2 separate regions of the Homo sapiens genome follow, and region 2 is linked to region 1. Evidence: read pairs that join two places in POLR2A ChIA-PET (ENCODE). Cell type or tissue: PC-9. All regions are shown on one strand. Links, peaks and the distances in the headings refer to the core of each region. The heading gives the core; the rest is flanking DNA. Region 1 has its middle 10 kb from the start of ZDHHC22. Region 2 overlaps ISM2 (isthmin 2).

Evidence for each region. ChIA-PET counts read pairs that join two places held together with the same protein. Peaks named below come from ENCODE experiments on the same cell type or tissue, not always from the same donor. Only the 100,000 strongest peaks of a DNase experiment are listed, where the experiment ranks them.
Region 2: POLR2A ChIA-PET joins it to region 1 with 8 read pairs; 2 of 35 experiments call an interaction of 5 or more read pairs at or near these places.

What each region holds. Positions count from the first base shown.
Region 1 is chr14:77,150,825-77,153,731 of GRCh38, forward strand. No RefSeq gene overlaps it. Among named protein-coding and RNA genes, the nearest start is that of ZDHHC22, 10 kb to the left of the region's middle. In PC-9, for the core only: CTCF peaks have their summits at 688 (motif pointing left) and 1,533 (motif pointing right); a DNase peak (open chromatin) is centred at 1,547; H3K27me3 peaks cover 896 bases.
Region 2 is chr14:77,475,579-77,478,485 of GRCh38, forward strand. It overlaps ISM2 (isthmin 2), which reads right to left. Exons shown (of 7, transcript NM_199296.3): 6 at 2,664-2,747; 7 at 1-534. The coding sequence ends at 17. Among named protein-coding and RNA genes, the nearest start is that of AHSA1, 19 kb to the left of the region's middle. RefSeq lists an enhancer at 1,836-2,005. In PC-9, for the core only: no CTCF peak of the experiment used is centred there; no DNase peak of the experiment used is centred there; H3K27me3 peaks cover 1,619 bases.

The DNA.
Region 1 (2,907 bases), core at 157-2,656:
CCCAGAGTGCCGGAATTACAGGCGTGAGCCACCGCGCCTGGCCAAGAAAAAATTATTAGAACAAGTGAGGCATCACACTCCTCTGCCATTCAGTCAAAAGTAAGCACCAATTTATTAACACAAACATTACATAATACATGATACAGGAGCAATCTCGCTACTGCTAGCACTAAGAAAATGTTGTTCTTGCACTATAACATTAAACTGTTAAATACTGACAGTGAAATGCACCAATAAGGAAACTGTCATCACAGAGAATCTCTGATAAAATTTTAGATGTACTCCTTTATCAAAGGCATTGGCTTGGGCTTCGGCTGAATACGGATTGTAACAATTGACCATCTGGTGTTCAGCCAAAATGTGTGTTGAGTGCATCTCTAACTTTAGATTATTTCCAATTTCTCACTATTATTAGCAACATTGCAATGAACGTCCTAACACAAACAACTCTATGGGACCCTGTGATTATTTCCTTGGCTGAATTCCAAGAAGTGGAATGGCTGGGTCAAAAGGATCCCTATTGCCAAACCATCCTCCAGAAAGTTTGTGCCAGCTTCCTTCCCACTTAAGGAGTGAGGGGCTTGTAACCTGCCTTCTCACCAGCTCCGGGACCTGCTTTTCCAATCCCCCACAGAGGCTGGGAGTTGGATGGTAGAGAATGGCATCCTTCAGCCAGCCCCAGACGCCCCCTGGAGCCCACGATTGCAATTGTAGCTATAATTTATTTTGTGTTTACCTCGTTTCTGGCATTGTGGTAGACCTTTTCTTCCTGCATTTCAATCCCCTCAATTATGGTTCAAAGTAAATATGGCTGGCTTCATCTTATAGATGAGAAAACTGAAACTCAAAGGGTTGGACGGCCCTGCTTTTAGCCCTAATGGAAATCTCCAGGGGCCTGTTCAAGCAACAGTCTGCAACCCTATTCCTGCAGGTAAATGAAACCTGCAAGGTCCAATCCCCACGACCCCAACTGTTCAGCCCCTCTTGGGATCAGGGATCCCTGCGCCCTCCCAGCCAGCACAGTTTCTAGCCAGGGCCTAAAGGTGGAAAAGAAGGTGACCACCCGGTGGGCTCAGCTCTGTGCTGTACATTGTCTCATGTAGGTCTCAAATGGCCAGGAGAGATACCTTTATCTTATATGAAAGGAGACAGTGGCTCAGGAAAATATCCAAGAGCTCGCAGCTAGGAAATGGCAGGAATGCAGATAAGGACCTGAACCAGAGGACACACTCAGGGCATGTTCATAGAGTGGATGGAAGGATGAATAGATTCTACAGGGCCCTAGATGGTGAAACTACAGGAGCTAGACTACCACAGACCCTCTGTGTAAACCAGGTACTCCCAGGTGGGAAAGAAGAGGGCAGGATTTGAGCCACCCTGGTGGCAAGGGTCCTCTCTTTTTTCATTCTTTCAGGCAAGAGAAGTTGCATCTAGGGCTGCCTTGTACAGTTGTTCAGGTTCTACACTTTACAATTCCAGGGACCTCATTTTCACACATGTATATTTGGATAATTATTATAATAATTTTCCAGTAGATGGCAGTAAAGTATCTTGAGTTAAGGACACCCCTTTTCTGTACAAATATACTGTTTGGGCTATTTGCAGTGCTGGGTGCATCTCTCTACCAGCCCTCCAAACTGCTGAGAGGTTGCCTGACACCCTTTCCCTCCCTTGTCTCACCCCTTCATCGATTGCCTCAGAGTCTCAGAGTTGGGCTGGGGAGTTCAGAGGAGAGTGGCATTAGCACCAGAAAGCCCCAGCTGCATCCTTTATTCCAACAAAGGTGATGTTTGTAATGGGAAATCCTGGGTTCAAGACCCAGCTCCTGCATTTTTTTTTTTTTGAGACAGTTTCACTCTTGTTGCCCAAGCTGGAGTGCAATGGTGCAATCTCGGCATTGCAACCTTCATCTCCTGAGTTCAAGTGATTCTCCTGCCTCAGCCGAGTAGCTGGGATTACAGGCACATGCCACCACGCCCAACTAATTTTTTTGTATTTTTAGTAGAAATGGGGTTTCACCATATTAGCCAGACTGGTCTTGAATTCCTGACCTCAGGTGATCCGCCCGCCTCGGCCTCCCAAAGTGCTGGGATTACAGGTGTGAGCCACCACGCCCAGCCGCTCCTGCATTTCTTTCGAATGGTCTTATGCAAGTGACCTCAAAGTTCTGGGCCCTACTTTTCCTTTCTGAAAAGAGTGCAGTAATAATCCCTGCCCTTGGGGTTGCAAGGAACAAATGCTATTCTGAACATGACCAAGAATGGCTAGCTATAAAGCACTGCATCCATGAGTGTCCTCCTTACCCAGAGAGGATATGCTGCATTATTGTGGGAAGGGTGTGCCACAGACCACGTGGTGCTGCCTTGTCACAACACTCCCCCGAGTCACCTTCCCATAAGGGATCTCTCTCCTGGCTCTCCGCTGCTACTCTATCCCAAGGGGTTACTTTGACCTCTTCAGCCTCTGATCCAAGCTCCTTAGTATAGTTCATCCATTAGCCAGTCAATACATACTAGTAAGCATTTACTATGTGCTGGGGTCTATACTAATCTCTAGCCTCAAGTTGCTTACAGTCCCATGGGGGCAAAAAGTTAGTGTAGTTGCCATCTTGTTTCTTGTTTCTTGATAAAGCTAGGCTTTATCCCATTCCTCTGGGACCCCGGGGGAGAAAGAGACCTTACCCAGTTCCTGCCTTCCTAGTTCCTAGGACATTTAATGACTGGACACTATCCTTGGCCCCCACCATTGCAGCTCACTCCAAGTTGTAGAAGAGAAGCTCAGCTGGGCTCTTTTCTGCCTGTCTCATATGGGTCAGGGAAGCCTAGAACAAACTTGCTATGGATTTCACTTACAATTTGACACAGCTGTGAAGAAACAAGAAATCCAAAGTAGCAGTGGCTTAAATGA
Region 2 (2,907 bases), core at 99-2,598, 320 kb after region 1:
TTCAGCAACCCCGTCACTAGTACTCCTTGGCCTCCTGCAACTGTGCTAGGTACTCCTCCTCCAGGGGGTTGTCGGTGCAGGCTCGGCCGTTGTTGGGAGGGAGCACAGCGTGGAGGCGGCTCCAGTCCCCCTTGCACAGGATCCAGGGCGTCGTGTCGAACTTGAAGTGCAGCTTAGGTGAGAAGTCGGTGCTGATGAGGTTGGGCATGCCGGCGCCCTTGCCACGGGTCAGCAGCCGGCTGTCCTCGTCATAGCAGCAGTGCTGGGCGGCCAGTGTGCTGCTCTCCCCAGACAGCATGGAACGCAGGCAGAAGCGCGCCGTGGGCTGGTAGATGTCCAGGCGCTCGCGAGGGCCACTGGCATCCCTCCACCGGAAGCTGCGGCCCTGGTGCTCGTCCTGTAGGCTCACAGGGCTGTCCATGGCCTCCAGTGGGTAGGCACACGGGCAGCTGGGCAGGTCCCGCAGCATCTGGCTCAGATACTTGATTAGGAAGTCGCTCTTGCAGTTCAGCCACTTCTCACAGCTGTCCACATCTGCAAAGGGCCACAAAGTGCAGGAGGGAAGCCAGTGACAGAGCCAGGCCCGTGTGGGGCGGGGACTGATTAAGGGCCAGTGCATGGGGAGAGAAGGCCCAGGCCCCAGCTGGTGCAAAGGCGTGGCTTGGTAGGGCCTTGGGGATGGAGAGAGGCTACCCCACACCATCCAGACAACCTGAAGCAAGAAGCTCTTGCTCAGAACAGACACAGGCCAAGGGGCTGGAGCAATGACCCAGATGTCCTCTGCGGTGCCATATGTCACATGCTGAATGGTGGGAAAGGTTTAGGTGTCATGTGCTGAATGGTGGGAAAGATCCTGAGATCTTGGAAAAGGATCTGGGGTGAGTGGAGACAGGTACAGCAGCTTTTCACCAACTGGTAAGAAGGTTTCATTATTTTAGCCACTGGACCATTCTTGTTCTGAACGCTGCCTTTCTCAGGCAATCTGGCCTGGGGTGAGTCATTTGGCCACTTTGGGCCTCCTGTGGCCCCCTCTGTCTATGCTGCTCTCCTCCCCATCTCCACCTCGGGAAACGTGGCCTTTTTTTAAACTATATTTTTATTTAATTTTAAAATAAATTATATCCCTCAAAACAAAAACCTGAGGCTAAAGTACATCTGACTGAGGTTCTCTTAAATAGAAGAGCTGGGGGGCCAGGCGCGATGGCTCACGCCTGTAATCTCAGCACTTCTAGAGGCCAAGGCAGGAGGTAGGAGCTCAAGACCAGCCTGGCCAACATGGCAAAGTCCCGTCTCTACAAAAAATACAGAAATTAGCCGGGCTTGGTGGCGCATGCCTGTAATCCCAGCTACTCGGGAGGCTGAGACATGAGAATCACTTGAACCCAGGAGGTGGAGGTTGCAGTGAGCTGAGATCACACCACTGCACTCCAGCCTGGGTGACAGAGCAAGACTCTGTCTCACCATTTCACCCGGTCCCCATGGCACAGTGCAGCAGAGGCCAGGAGCCTTCATAAACCAGAAAGAGGTGCCCCCCAGACTCACCAGAGCCCTGCAGCGAGCAGGGAAGGGGAAAACACTGCAGTCACCAGGGAACAGCAGAAAGAAGAAAAATGGCCTTGGGCGGCTGGCCACGTGGGAATGTGCAGAACCTTGCTCCTCACTCCCCAGAATCTGCCTGAGTGGATGCTGTTAACCGGGTCTTGTTTCTCATTTTCCCTTCTGTGCCCTCATCCTAATGGGATGAGCTGTCCAGCCCCGGACACTGGGGGACTGACTTTGATAGTTTGAGGCTCTGCACATCTCCAAGGGACTGGAACCTTCCCCAGGATCCAGATGCTGGGATTTGGGTTTTGACTGGGAGTGAAGGAGGAGCCTGGGAAATGGTAACACAGGAGAGGGGAAGAGACACACATTTCCCAGGCCCACCCCTGTACCAGAAAACAAACTGCTCCTTCCTCTCTGCTCCCAAATCTTTAGGGCCTTCTTTGCAGTGCAGTGCTCACATGGGTTATGCGTGTCTTTCCCCCATGGGACCTGAGCTCCTTGAGGACATGGACCAAGCCTCAGGCTGCTGACATCCCCTGTGCCAGCACCATGGCCAGGCACATGATGCAGGCTCAGTAGGCTCTTGCTGTGCTGAGTGCAACCCTTATCTGCAAGGTTGGTCTCCCTGCCTTCCTTGCAGGGTGCAAGTAAGACCAACAGACACAGACTCAGAGTGTGCAGGTGGACGCCTGCCCCATGCCCAGCTGCCTGGAGGAGCAATGCTGGAGTTCTGCACACTGACCCATTTCTGACTGCACTGCATCCCCCTCTCCAGACAGAGCCTGCCCAGGAGCCTCCCAAGAGTAACCAAGGAATGGAAGTCAGAACGTCCCCACCCTATCCTGCTGCCAGGGAGGATAGGATATGCCCCCACCAGATGATCTCTAAGCTCTGCCGCTCCCATTAAGACCTTCCCAGTAGGAATACCAGTCTGAGAAAGGCCAATGAGCTGGCTCAGAAATGCCAGGGCCCCCTGTTGGAGAAGCAAACCTTCCAGATGGAAGCTGTGCTCTCTGCCTAGTGGAAAGAAGCCAGGTTCCTGCCATGGAATAATACCCCACCCTCCCCTGAGAGCTCGTTCCCCAAACCACCAGGGGCAAGCCTAGCCCCTCACTCACCTTGATCATGCATGTCCGTAGCATTGCGGGCCAGGAGCTTCCACTCCTCACTGGGGAGGCCCAAGGTGTCCTTGTCCTCAGTGCCTTTGGGAGGAAAGGAGGCCAGGCTGGTGGCTCCGCAGGCCACCTCAGTGCCGCTGATGGGGAAACCCCCCCACCTCAATAGGCTCTCAGTGCCCACAGCAGCCAAAATAGGCCTGGGACAAGGCAGGACCACCATGTTTTTGAGCTTCCTGCATCCCAT